Linked DNA regions of Homo sapiens: region 1 is linked to region 2. Evidence: chromatin contacts called from ENCODE Hi-C or POLR2A ChIA-PET data. All regions are on one chromosome and are shown on one strand. The core of a region is the stretch at or near the end of the contact, and the rest is flanking DNA. Distances in the headings are between cores, read along the strand shown. Region 1 has its middle 68 kb from the start of LINC00703. Region 2 overlaps LINC02668 (long intergenic non-protein coding RNA 2668).

What was found. Hi-C counts contacts between places; a loop is a spot of excess contacts on that map. ChIA-PET counts read pairs that join two places held with the same protein, here RNA polymerase II (POLR2A). Pooled maps may share reads with other maps.
Region 1: a pooled map shows a loop between it and region 2 (2.3-fold over the local background). The contact joins two enhancer-like sites. A Hi-C loop is called at or near these places in 1 of 168 maps with a recorded cell type or tissue (HCT116) and 3 of 50 pooled maps. POLR2A ChIA-PET finds 5 or more read pairs at or near these places in 1 of 52 experiments (HEK293).

Annotation. Positions count from the first base shown.
Region 1 is chr10:4,312,507-4,319,809 of GRCh38, reverse strand. No RefSeq gene overlaps it. Among named protein-coding and RNA genes, the nearest start is that of LINC00703, 68 kb to the left of the region's middle. Within about 2 kb of position 3,214, at least 9 of the 41 ENCODE cell types and tissues checked have a DNase peak (open chromatin) inside an H3K27ac peak, as active enhancers do.
Region 2 is chr10:3,235,614-3,242,898 of GRCh38, reverse strand. The region is part of intron 2 of LINC02668 (long intergenic non-protein coding RNA 2668); the gene reads left to right. Among named protein-coding and RNA genes, the nearest start is that of LINC02668, 18 kb to the left of the region's middle. RefSeq lists an enhancer at 5,591-6,090. Within about 2 kb of position 2,141, at least 5 of the 41 ENCODE cell types and tissues checked have a DNase peak (open chromatin) inside an H3K27ac peak, as active enhancers do.

The DNA.
Region 1 (7,303 bases), core at 1,965-4,464, 1.1 Mb before region 2:
TTTTTAAAATTCAATTGATTTATTGTCGAATTCATCAGTGGTTCAGGGTAGAGGAAAGTGTATACTCTCCACCGTAGATGTGTTGCTATGCTGCTCTGTATGTGCAGTGAGGGTTGCTTTGGACATTCTAAGATATTGCTAATCATTTGGCCAGCAGGCACTGTTTCTCCACCACCTATTTTTCCAAGGAGGCTTCATGGGTATTTTCCTGAAAAAGAAAATGCATGAGGGGTGTTCGTAGGGCCACTGGTGGCTTGTGGAGCAATTTGTTTCTTTTCAGGGGAAACTCCGTATATCCCCTTCTGCTTGTATGCCTGAGCAGGGCTCTCTGACCCAACCTTTCTATATAAGTTTTGCCAAATTCAACTTGTTGTAGAGTCATTTACTATTCTAAGCATACATATTAGCAAATTGTGGGGTAAAGCTACACTTTCATGACATTTGCCAAGAATATGTTTATAACATGAAGTTTCTGTCTTCATCTCCAACAAGAAAGGCCTTCAGAGAAAATCTACCTTTTGTATCTGGAACCAATTTAATACTAAATATGGAACTGAAACTCACATCTCTTAGTTTACCCAATTAGCTTTTCTTTCTAACAACATAAATCTATTATTATCCTAATTTAAGACCAAAATGAATTCTCAAGTGGTATCTGATGACTACTAATCTCTCAAAGACATAAGTATGTTTTTGCCAAATTTTAGGTCAAACAAATACACTTAGCCATGTAAACCATTTAAAAAAGCAATGCTGGGGAAGTCTGTAATTGGAGCGGATTCAAGGATTTTTTAAACTAACTCATATTCATGGGGAAAAGTTAAAATATACTGAGGAAATACAGGGTCCGAGCAATTGCTGAATTTTATTGATAATAGGGAAGAAAAAATATCTTTTGAGAATAAATGCATTTTGAAAATAATCTGCTATTCTATGCCTTTTACTTGGTGTTTCTTCTAATAAAGAGACTTAGGATACGAGAAGCAAGAAACACAAATTTTACATCATTTTCTTCCTTTCTTTGGAAGAATTTTTTAAGACATAAAAACAGATAAACACTCATTCTTCTCTATTCCCCATTTATATTTTTATCTGACTCTTTATTGCTCCATTGCACAAGTAAATTCTGCGTCACAGAATAAAATACTCTAACTAACCATGGTTTTCCTGCTGATAATTTGGAATTTAGCCTCTGCCTTTTTTTAAGCACAAATGTGGAGTCTTGAGTGCACTCACTGATTTGGAGGGAGAAATTTATTGATAGTAAATAAAAGGGAAACTTAATATCATTATTCAGCTCACAAAATAAAGTATCAGCTTCGTACATAGATATCTAACAAGTGGCTTCTTGGGATTGATTCTTTTATTGTTGAATTACGTATCTTATATGACTTGAATCCAAAATCAGAATTAGGCAATCACCATCAGGTCCAACCCCTTTTAATGGTTCCTAGGTTGCATCATAATGGATACATCAAGAATTAGAGCTTGATGGAGGAGGCCTAAGCTTTATGTTTGGGGCTCGTCTGAAAAAACAAAAATTTCTCTGATGTTTAAATCATAGTGAATGACTTTATGGAGTGGGATGAGATAAAATTTAGTGAACTACTTGTTGACATATATTTATTGCTTTAAAATTGTTAAATAATTTGTGTTTGCCTCTTCCTGTTTGCTTTGTTTGTGGCATTTCTTGAGTTAATTTTATTAAATCACTTGCAACACAAAATTTCTAGGAGAGATCTAATCTTGGGCTCATTATTTTACCATTAGAGATCAATTTATTTTAGGAAATATATTAGAAGGCAAATAACTATTGACTCACTAACAAGAATGGCAAATATAGAAAAAGTAGACAATACCAAGTGTGGGCAAAATTGTGGAGCTCCTGGCACTCTCATATATGGGTGACAGGACTGTAGAAAGTTATTTAGCCATATGTACTGAGGTGAATTAAGTGTAACATTTCACTTTTAGGTGTAGATTTGTGTGCAACAGAAATGTGTGCATTTGTTCACCATAAAACAACCATGAGAATGTGCATAGCTACACTATTTATAATATTCAAAGACAGTAAACAGCCCAAATGTATCATATTCATATAATACTCTGTAACCATGAGAATGAATAAATGCACACCACAACACAAGAGAATTTTGTAAAAGTTCTATTGAGAAAAGAAAGCCAGGCGCAACAGAGTACATGTGCTAGATAGGATTCCACTCATGTGAAGTTCAAAAGCAAGCAGAATCAATCCATGGTAGTGAAGTCAGGATACAGGCTGGAGTTAATGACTGGGAGGGGAACAAAAGGGCTTCGAAGGTGCTGTTAGTATTTTGTATCTTAACATGGGTGCTAATTAATGCTGTGTGTTTAGTTTGCAAAAATTTATTCAACCATGACCTATATTGTATTTCCTTTCAGGGTATATCTCATAACCTCAATGAAAATTTTCATTTTAAAAAAGTGTTTTTTGGGGAAAATATGTATTAAGCAAATTCTGTATTGTGTAGAAGTATGACTGTGAAGGCTATGAAGATTTGATGTATAAATGAGGAAAGCTTTGAAATGGGCATAAAAGGGAAAGGAGAGGCACTGGAAAAAGTATATTCAACGAAACATGCCAGAGCTTTAGATGCAGCCATAGTTATCTCTCTGAGAACCACCTGGTTGTCTGAATGAGGAGAGCTGGCTCATAGGCAGAGGAAAAGCTTTAAAGAGAAATGTGACTTTTATTTCTAGGCTCCTCTCTTTGGGCATCAACAGCTTTCCCCAACAAATACCTGTCCACAATTCTATATTCACAGCAAGATGGAGTCCCCCTCCAGTTTTGTGTACTTCCTATGCTAATATTGGCAGCCAAGAAAAACAAAAGGACAGCACTCTTAAAGTTATTCACAAAAAAGGCATCAGGGTCTCTAAAATTGTCATCCTACCACCTACTTATTATTTCAATGCTATTATTTTTTAAGCCCTGAAATAAATGCCCAATTTTGGGGCTCCTGTTGGAAATCAAACAAATCTTTTTGCGGGCTACTCTCTGGCCCATTCCTTCCCTTCAGGCCTGCTGAGGGTGATGTCATCTGGACACATGGAAACTTACTGTTCCAATAAGACTCTCTGAAGTGCCCTTGGTTCTGCCAGGCCCACTGACTCAGAAGCGCAGGGTGATCAGATGACGATGGCATTCCGCGGCTGGACCACTTCCCCCAGTGCCTGCTTTGATAAAAACACATCCACAGAACACTGTTGGTCAGGAGCCTCCTGCATGACACCGAGTCACTAGTTTCTGTTTGGTTCTATTCCCATCAATATTACATGCACCAATATTATAACAAATATCTTTTTTTTTTCTTCCTTCGCCCACCCACCCTTTCCAAGTAGCCACATACTGGCTGCACTATCTAATCCTCCGAGAACAAAGAGAGTCTGTTTGGGTGCAGACATAGCTTAGGTCCTTTCCACGACACACTTTCATCAGCTGCCCGATAGATGCCGCCTTCTCTCGGATCAACCGCAGCTGTTTAAAGATTTTTGAAAAGACATAATGTGTTTCTTACAAAATTCTCCTTAGATTCAGAAAGATAGTGTTCTGATAATTCTCTTTTAGCAGGGGTCACAGAAAAGAGAAACCTATAGATCTTAAGTATAATAACTGCAGACAAAATATTTTATATTTTCAAGGAACATAAGAAATAATGACACACATTGAGAGATAGGTGTTAATATCCTTCAATGAGGTACAAAAAGGTTAAGTGGCTTACAGAGATTAAAACATCTCCTGCTAGCCCATCACTCAAAACACTCACATGATAAAATGACGGCACACAAAACCTTCAGATGTAAAAGGGATTTTCATTGTTTCTCATTATGATTGTTTTTGCTTTTATTCTTTCAACTGGAAAATTATTCCCATGAAAATTTTCAATCATTGCACATAAAAAGATGTTTAGCAGGGACTGTTCGGTACTTGGAAGCTGTGAAAATCTGCTTACGCTCTCAAAACATCTGTAGCCTCCAGTGGAGTTTTGGCTCTCTCCACCGTACTTGCCTTCCAGTAAAAACACAGGAGAGTGGCAATTTCCCTTCGATGCTGCAGTGCAAAGCTATAATCTTGGGAAGCAATGAGTAAACACATTACTGAACAGTGGTGTGGAAGAAGAGACACAACTGCCTGATTGTTTCAGTAAAAGACACAGGGAATTAGTTGACTGTGTTCTTGTAGATGTCAGTTTATGCACCCCCTATGCACACTCTTTCTCTCTTTCTCTTAGTCTCTTTTTCCCCCTCTTTCTCTCTCAGCTGTCTCCCCCATATCTCTCTCTGTTTTTCTCACACACATACTACACACATTATTAAGGCCCAACTATAGAGTGACTCTAACCATCTGATCAATAGATAGAAACAAACCAAACAAAAGCACACTTTAAACTTTATGATAATCATTAGTGCATACATCCTAAACTTCCCATTAATTTATTAGAAATAATGGAGCTAAAGAGAAAATAATATTTATCAAGCTTGTAATGTACCAGACACAAAGTTTATCTCTTTTAACACTTTAGTCTCTACAGACATGCACAGATAGTAATTGTATTGGTATCTCTGGGTTTGTTTTTGTTTTTGTTTTGAGGCATGGTTTTACTCTGTTACCTGGGCTAGAGTGCAGTGGCATGATCCTAGCTCACTGCAGCTGTGAACTCTTGGGCTCAAGTGATCCTCCTACCTCAGCCTCCTAAGTAGCTGGAACTGCAGGCATAAGCCATCATGCCTAGCTATTTAATTTTTTTTTTTTGAGACAGGGTCTCACTGTGGTGTCCACGCTGGTGTGTAACTTCCGGACTCAAGTGATTCTCCTGCCTCAGCCTCCCAAAGGGCTGGGATTACAAGTGTGAGCCACAGCCCTAGCCAGTACCTCTGTTTTTATGGAGGAAAAATTGTTAGGCTGAAAGAAGTGAAGAAGGGAGTAACTTGTCCAAGGTTTTATACATTTATATATGTATGCATATATATATATGTGTGTGTGTGCATGCATGTGTGTGTATATATTATATATGTGTTGTGTGTGTATACGTATGTTACATATATATACAAAATATTGTTATATTGGTATATCTAAATTTAGTACATGTTTATGGGATGGACAGAGATTCAAATTCAGTCATGTCTTATTGCTAAATTTACATATTTTATGCCTCAAAGCTCTAATAACATTTGGCTCTAATACGATGACTGTCCAACCTTCCATTCTTTTTTTTTGCTTCCATTCCTTATAATTTACCAATCAGTACATTCAATGAAAAATACTATTTTAATAAAGCCTGTCATATTTAAAATACTATGTTCTCTAGATGTTTTACTATAGCCATGTATTTATATTATAATTTTAAAATATTTTAAAAACATCACTTGTTAGATAATGGCTATTCATTTTATATCTACTAATTTGACATCTTTTCATTAATAAGGCACTTCTGCAGTTAGCTCATTTTATGACCTTTTACGCTTGGAAAAATCTTAATTTTACCGCATAAGTAGGGTGAAGCTCATATACTATCCTTGTTCAGGAACGAGTAACACAAGTATTAAAAAGGGCTAAATGCAGGTTGAGATCACATACGTTTGATTTCCCTTTTAATAATCTACATAAACAAAGACTTAATATTGGTTCAGTCTCATGGTTTTGTATGCTATGACTAAAGCCAATCATTGCTTCAAGGTTTCAACAAACAACGAGATTTGGGCTGAACTGTACTGAAAGAGACAACTGTGAATCGCTCAGATTCTATGTACTCTGACAGATTAAATTATTAAAAAGGAGATTCCTTCAAGAGCATCTGAAATCTATACTGTGGAAACATTCAGAACTCATCATAAGGGAAATATTTCATGTGAGGAAACATTGGGAACGCATAGCAAAGGAAAGGTTTCATGTGATGATGTAAGGAGCCGTGGAAGACTGGAGGGAGGATAAAGAGAAAGGAAGGTGAGCTGACATACAACGCATGAAAGGAAACTGTCCCCTCATCCTAGGAGTTGGAAACTGTGATGATGAGGAACAGTCATCCTACCCATCCCATGGCTTTTTTGTCAATTCCCTTTCTCATCTTCTATCTGGGGCCATCACCCTGCAACCAGGTCCTACTTCTCAGTAAAATGGTCCAGGGGTCTAATTGACCTTGTGATGAAACAGGAGAGAATACACACGTACGCATTGGCGGCCCCTTTGGTAGCAGACGTTTTCATGTATATCATCACATTTAGCAACAAAATACACCTGTGATATTCCATCTCCCTACTTTACAAAGGAGCCAGCTAAGACAGATGCCTTTTGAAAACTTCCTTTAAATTACCATCAAGTAGGCACTAGGAAAAAGCTTTCGGAACAGACTCTATCTTTCCTCTAATGTTTCAGCTCCTTCCACCATAGCACCCAATTCAAGACAAATAATTTAATTCAGAATGGTTTAGCAAGAGTCACCCGGAGAGAACAATTCTGAACCAGATGAAAAGCATTTTTCAGAATGAAATTTCAGTCTTTATGACAACCATCTGGTTTGGAAGAACTTCTTGGACATCAAAGATTTCAAAGCACTTCTCATATATACCATATGGCTATCGTCTCCTTGGCATATGCCAACAGTTCTCAAAATATGTGAACTTGAAATTCCTTTACATGCTTTAAACTTATGGAGGACCCCCCAAAATGTTTTGTTAATATGAGTTACACTTATCTTTGTGTAATCTGTTAGAAATTAAAACTGAGGATTCAAAAATATTTGATATTTTAAAATAACCATTATAAAAATATTACAGGTTAATGTAAATGATATTTTCAATAAAAGTAGTTATTTTCCAACACATGCATGCATTATTAAGCATAACACTTGTATGCTTGCAAAACTCTTGATTAATGAAAGACTGCTGGAGTTTCATGAATGCATCAGCATTCAACCTGTTCAATGCTTTGTTTCTGTTGAAGTATCTGAAGAAAATCCTGACCCCCAAGACATGTAGTTGGAAATACAAGAAGTATTTTAATAGCTAATGCATACAGTTGTGGATATTCTTCTCTGATACTATACCAAAACTCAACAACTGGTCATTTCTTTAAGATTAGTTGTGATGCAAAACTGAAATCATATTAATGAATCAATGAATTTTTTTATAATCTTGGTTGTATGACATCATGCTTTTGTAATCTACAAAATATGTTCTTTGACTTATAAAGATCTTTTAAATATTGAAATGCTTAATTTTATAATTTCAAAAAGATTATATTTGTTAATATAAACACTGACCTTGT
Region 2 (7,285 bases), core at 892-3,391:
GGCATGCGATGGGGTCCAGGTGGCAAAGGACCCCTCCCACACGCCCGGGTCACTCCTAGCATCGTGCTGGCAGCACCGACCCACCAGCCCCTCCTCCTCCTCGATCTCCCCGCCTTGGCCTGCCTCTCTCCATCTCATACACAACACACAAACCACACATACACACCCCACACACACACAGACTCACACACCACACACACCACATATGCACACACACATTCACACAGACACACACAATCACACACCACACAGACACACACATTTCACACACACACTCATACCACACATACCACACACAGTGTATATGCGTGCACACACACACACTGCTGCACACACCACACATACCACATATGCACACACACCCATTCACAGAGACACATACACACAGACACACACACACCACACAGACACATACACACCATGCACAAACACACAACACATACATATACTACGAAGACACACACACAGAGACACACCACACACACAGTACACATGCACATTACACAGACACATAAACACACACCACACATAGAACACACAGTGACACACCACATACACTTACACAGACACACCACACATGTGCACAGACACACACACATTCACACACACAGACACACACACTGCAGGTGTCCTTCACACTAAGCCTCCCTGTGTTCACTGAATGTCGGGTGGGAGGAATGCATCGAGCAGGGAGAGGGTCCCTTGACGAGGGTGGCTCTGGGTTGTGTCGCGCCCAACACCTGCAGGTCTCTCCCTTTCTTTCCTCTTCCAAGGTAACCAGCGTGTTGTTTTGTCTCTTTCCCCTACACGGCCAGACATGGCTTGCAGAGCAGGGGCTGTTCCATGAACCCCTGACTCTTCCTCACACTGATCTGTGTGTGTGCATCTGCACATGTGTGTGAATGTGTGTCGCATGTGTACACTGTTGTGTGTACACGGGCGCTTGTACGTGTGCCTGTGTGCGTGCATGCATGTGAGCCTGTGTACCAAGTCTCCCGTGCAGATGCCTGAGGTTAGTGGCTGAGTACGTGGAACTTGGAGCTCTTACAAGTACTTTGAATATGAAAAGACAAATTCGTGCAATAGAGGAGCATGAGTCCTTTGCAGCTCCCTAACCGTCCATTTCATGTCAATGCTGATGTTCGTGACTGTGCGGTGCGTTGACAGAATGACAGAGTCGGTGCCTCCCCGCACTGTGGTCCCGCAGCACGATTTTATTCAGCGTGCACACATGTGGGCTGCCGGAGTCTTTAGAGTAAACAGGAGCTCACGGAGACCTGGCTGCTCCCAGGAGCACTCGAGACAGCCTCCCATGACATAATATCGTTACCGTGGCAACAGGGATATTCACTACCAGAATCACAACTATATTTCACCAATTTAGTGCTCTACTAAACACAAAATAATGCCTTCTTTAATGATGCTGGGCTGTGGTTCTTAGAAACACGGAGCCCCCTGGAGCGGGAGCCCAACTGCAGAATAAAAGTGCAGAAGGAAGGCCCCACTTGTGTGGAGAGGCGCTGCGGTCTCCCGGCATGAGAAGCTGGCACGGTTATGTGTCATGGTTCTCCATAAGAACTTTTGCAGCAAATGGCACCCACACGCCTTGGTGGCAACTCTTCCAGCCTGGGATGAGATCGGCAGAGCCTGGGTCTGAGAACTGCAGCCAGCGACTCGCTGGGCTGTTCCATGTTCCAGGCAGCTCCGAATCATCTTTTTTTTCTTGAGACAGAGTTTCTCTCTTGTTATTCAGGCTGGAGTGCAGTGGTGCCATCTCAGCTCACCACAACCTCTGCCTCCCGGGTTCAAGCGATTCTCCTGCCTCAAGCCTCCCAAGTAGCTGGGATTACAGGCATGCACCACCACGCCCGGCTAATTTTGTATTTTTAGTAGAGACGGGTTTCTCCATGTTGGTCAGGCTGGTCTCGAACTCTCGACCTCAGGTGATCCACCTGCCTTGGCCTCCCAAAGTGCTGGGATTACAGGCATGAACCACTGTGCCAGACCCGAATCATCGTTTCTGCACATGGAGAAAACCACGTGGAGAAAACCGGCAGGAGAAGAGCATGGGGCAGGGTCTGTAGGAAATGCTCAGAGAGCTTCCTGGAGGCAGGGCTGGGGAAGGCACAGGGGAGCCCGGCTTCTGCGGACGTTTCCTCCCAGGATGAGGGAGGCAGGGCTGCTGGAAGACTCACCTTTCCTCTCACTGCACTGCCATTTGTCCCAACTCATTTCCGTTCTATGTTGATTGGTTCAGAAAACATCCTATTTGGCAAATCCTAAATAGTCTCACTTTCTGTCATGGTCGTGGAATCTCTCCGTCTCGACAATGGAACCGAATTGTAAAGCGACTCTAGCTCTGAATTCCTACCTCTTGCCTTTTGTTTTTTTCCTAGAAAAAGGAAATGGAAATCCTTCCTGTTATTCTCCGCGTCCCTTCGTAGAAGGCTGCCTGAGAGGTCAGCACAGGAGTCCTCTAAGTGCCCTGCAGAGAACACGGGTCTCGGAGCCGGACAAACCTAAATTTTGAAACCCACTTTGAGTTTGAACTTGGCTGTGGGAAAGTTACACAATCGCTCTAAGCCTCTGTTTTCTCATCAGTAAAACAGAGAGGGGTTGCTTGTGTGAGAAGTGGCCGCTGCCAATCATCTGCGTGTCCTTCACTCTCCCAGGGGCCATGGGTCTGTATTCTACACATGTGGGATCTTCCTCTGGACCCTTCGGACATGGTCCACACGCTGCCCTCAGGATCTGCTGGGGTCTGCATGGGGGGTGAGACGTGAACCCCAACCACGTTCACCACAGAGAGGAAACTGGGGGGATGGAGGGGGGGACAAGGCCAGGTCACCTTCAGGTGCCGCCCGCCAGCAAGGCGGTTTGCACCCGGCTGAATGAGCTTTAAAAAAGACAGTTTTTTCTGTAGTTTAGAATCATGGTTTCACTAAATGGTGAAATAATTTTATGCCACTTCCCCTACTAATTACCATCTCATTGTTATTAGAAAGGATGGTTTCCTTGAAGTCTAGAAAATTTTGTTCCAGTCCATTTCAACGGTGCAGGAGAAACGTGGCTTCCATTCCGAGGAAGACGGCGACACCTAGTGACCGTTCCCTCGCGGTGCGATGGCCTCACACCTGTGCGGCGGGTCGTCCGGGGCGTAGGGTGCTGCGGCCTTGCGGTCTTCCCTGCGCTGCAAGGCAGGGCATGGTGGCAGATTAACACCTGGATGAACACGGGCAGGTCAGGAGACAAATAAAACCCAGAGGTCTTTGAAACTTCAAAATCCCGTAGGGTGTGTGACCCCAGTGAGCCCCACGCTACATCCAGCGAGAACCGAGAAGTGATGGTGCAGACATTCTTGGGTCCCCCAGACAGAACACACCGGGAGTTACTGCCTCTTTCTCATCCCGAGTCCTCCTGACTTTCCCCAGCACCCATCGTGGCTGCAGCCAGGACACAGGTAAATGTAATTTCCCTCCCCTTCCATCCTCGCTTTCACATCGGTGTGATTGACTGAGGGCCTGCAGACTCTCTCCACGTGCGGGTGCCCTGCAGCCTGACACACAAATGCGTTCATCCTTCCCCTTTATCCTGACCCCGAACTAATGACGCAGCTTCCTGAGACACAGAGGATGCTTCTCCTCGTCCCCCCTCGCGCTCTGAAGTGGGAAAAGATGTGTTCCATCTGTTCTGGAATTTTCACTGTAAAGAAGAGAATGAATTTTAACTGTGTTTTTGACATATCCCTAAACAAGAAGTGGTTTATAGAGTGAAACCATTTTCCCTTCATCTAAAATTTAAAAAAAAAAAAAAAGAGAGAGAAAAGTGCAAGACTGAAGATGTGTGTTGAGCGGGGTGAGGAAGCGTGGGGGACTCGGCGCTGGAGGAGCCCCGGGTGTGTTTAGGGTTTGTGGTCAGGGGCCCTGGGCACCAGGTCCAGTCTGAAGCACCCGGGGGGATGGACGATGTTTGTGTAAGAGAGGGACAAAGGGATGGCAGGGTGGCCAAGCAGAGACGCGATTCCCTCTGTGCCCTTCCTGGACCAGCTTTGTATTCTAACAGCAACGTCTCTGTTCTTGGGAAGAGCTCCTCGGTGATTACCTGCCCGCCCCTTGTCTCCTCTTATTCCCGCTGCCACAGGGCAGGGCCGCCCAGCTCCAGCTCAGACACACACCTGCTCCAACTGCTGTGCTGGTCACAGGCCCAGAGCACCACGTGTCCTCTGGGGTCTGTGTGGTCGGCGCCGTGCGTGGGACCACTGTGAGTGACCCTCCTCTTGTGTCACAGAGCCACTGTACCCGTGTGCACCTGTGCTCTGAGACCTGGATACCCCTGGAAGGACAGACACCGAGGACCCGAGTGCACTGGAGTCCCGCTCCCACAGATCCTGCTGCTGGGAGAACTGTCAGCCAGGAACGGGACTGCGGTGGGGAATTCCTTCTGTCAACACACTTTCTAATCTAAGCTCCAGACTCCACTTCCAGACTAGCACAGGCTTTTTCCCCCACATCTCCTTCTCTGCAGCCGGGGCTCCTGCCGGGTCTGCGGAGCCCAGAGCCATGCTCTCTGCCGACTCCATCTCCAGATGCCTGCCCCGGCACCCACGCTGTTGCCAGGACACCAGTGAACCCAGACAGGGTGAGCAGGTTGCAGCAGGGTACCGGGAGGAATGCCCGGCTGGCCCATGTCTTGAAATCAGTCTCATTGAACAATCCGGGAAAGAGATGACCTAGCCTATTCTAAGGCTATCGATGTGAATTGGATTCTTCCATTTCCCCTGAATTCTCTGATTAAAATGATAATTATGCAATAGCTGTTTTCCATTTTAAAAGCTGAGTATGACTTCCCTACTTGGTGGAAGGCTGTCTGCCCAGAAAATGTTGCTATTTAATGCTTTCTGAAAAAGCGTTATCTGTATTGTATGCATAGAATCCACTTGTTGCCACAATGCCCCCTCCTAAAAATTATCGCTCGGGCAGAGACGCAGCTGGCTGGATCTGGTTCTGCCCCCACCTGGTCCCTGGGTCCCCTCTGAGGCCTGCGTCACCTGCTCTGCGCAGACTTCTGCCACCTCTGGATGGAGGCCATAGCCATCATTGCACAGAAGTGCACCTGCGCGCAGTGGAGTGACTAACGCCCGGCTAAAATGTCCAGGAGGCGGGGGCCAGTGGCCTGGGCAGACCCGCACTGGCTGGCCGCACCTGCCTGGTTTGTCATCACTGGTTTGTGAATAGGCTGGAAATGCAGAGAAAATCCAGACACTACACCAACAGGAAAACGAAGTCTCCTCAGCCTCCCATCACACAGCCACCCACAGTGCCAGGACGGGCTTGAGGTGTTTCTCCTGCTGCTTTAAAATAGATATAGATAGATGTCAGGCCGTTCCATTCGTAGCCATAGCTCACCCCTGGGTCTGGCTGTCGAAAACCTGTTTCACTATGGAGAAATGGGGCAAAAATACAAGTTATACATAGTCATTTTCAAGCGCACATTATATATATTCTGAAACATCAATAGGATTTCCACCCAGTTCAGGACACTTACCTTAAATGTACTTCAGCCTGCAGCCTGGGTAGTGTCATTTTGTGAAAAGGATGATATGCTATAAATAACTGTCCGTCAGACCTAGAAGTGGGATGGCTCATGAATAATGCATGAGCTGTGCACAGCAGCGCTGCCCTTTGAATCAGAGAACATGTTTTTCCCTATCTCCAGAGGGAGAAAGCCCTCTTCCAGCCCCTTTTTAAATTCTTCACTTGGAATGAACCTGACTCCTTCTTGGAAAATCCAACCCCAAATCAACACTCAAGTCCTTGTGTTTTCTTCTCCCCACTTTGAACAAAGGGTGGCTGTGGGTTTGAGGGTCTGAGTCTCTCCTCTTTGCCAAGGCTGCACAGCTGTAGCCCCCACTCCATCCACCTCCAGGCGCCCGAATCCATGCCAACAATTGAAGAACACGCGAGTGACCCTGCTACCGCAGGAGTGTGTTGCAGCCAGGGCTGATGGGGAGCAAATGCAATAACCCTATCTCTGCCGGACTTGCACCTGCTGCCGTCCAGCTTGGTCAGGCAACTCCCACGCAGGAGCCGGGTGACAGGCCTGGAGGGTGGCCTTGCTGGGCCTGGACACCAGCACACGCTCGAGGCAGAGCAGCAGGTCAACCTGCCATTGCCAAAGGCCTGTTGCTCTCCTGCTCCGCCAGCCAAGGCCTGGAAGGGAAGGAAGGAAGAAACAGGGCCCGAGTGCCCTGGCTGGGATAATACCAGGACAAAGGAAGGGGACGGAGAACGGCCTCTGCCTCTGGAAGGGAAAGTGATGGGGTCAGGAAGGAGGAGATGGTCCCAGAGCCAGATTGGAACCCGCCAATGCCAGGAACCAGCAAATAATTGTTGAACAAATGAATGAATGAGTTGATTGTTCTAAAACTTTTGATAGTCTTGGAATGGGGACAGTCCAAAGCTATAGGGTCTCATGGGATCATTCATTCTTTCATCACACGGCTGTGGAGGACGAGGCTCTGTGCCTCTCATCTAGTGGTGGATTTAGAGGAGTTATGAGTCACAAATGGGGCATCCGTTTACGATCTTCTATGGCCCATTAAGGGATTCCCATTCACCACTTAAGCCGCAGGACAGGGATATCGCGTTCCTTTTCATTCTCCGATCACTCACTCACCCACCGAGAACTGTGCTGAGCCCACCCCGTGCTCACAGGACGTGGGGCCCACAGTGAAGGGACGGGGAGGTGAAGTCAGGGAAAGAGGAAAAAGACGGATCCATTAGACACAGGACGTGGCACGGGATTGTTTAGGAAACTGCCATCTTCCTGAAAATATATATTGTCTTTTGATGACTCCCTTCTTAGGGACAAGTCAAATTAACTGAAGAAACTTCTTTTCCCCTTCCCCAAATTTTTGTTGCTACCGTGCAGATATGGATTTAGATGATAAATATCATATATAAAGAGGCCACGAGACTTCTGCTCACTTCCTATCTGCCGTGTCCCTGGCCCTGTGCAAATAAAACCTCTGGCGTCTGCATCTACCTCAGAGCCTGCTGCTGCCACCATTGAGAGATGGAGAAGCAGGAGAGTGTCTGGGGAGTCAGGCGAACCCCAAAGACAACCCACAGACTCTATTCACACAGGAGCTCGAGTGTGGGGAGGCCAGCAAGCCGCCTCCCTGGCCACAAAATCTCAGTCATGAAGGTAAAGGCCAACTACATTTTAATGCAATATGTTTTTAAAAACCAAAGTTAGTACAAAAACCCATGACAGACAAAATATC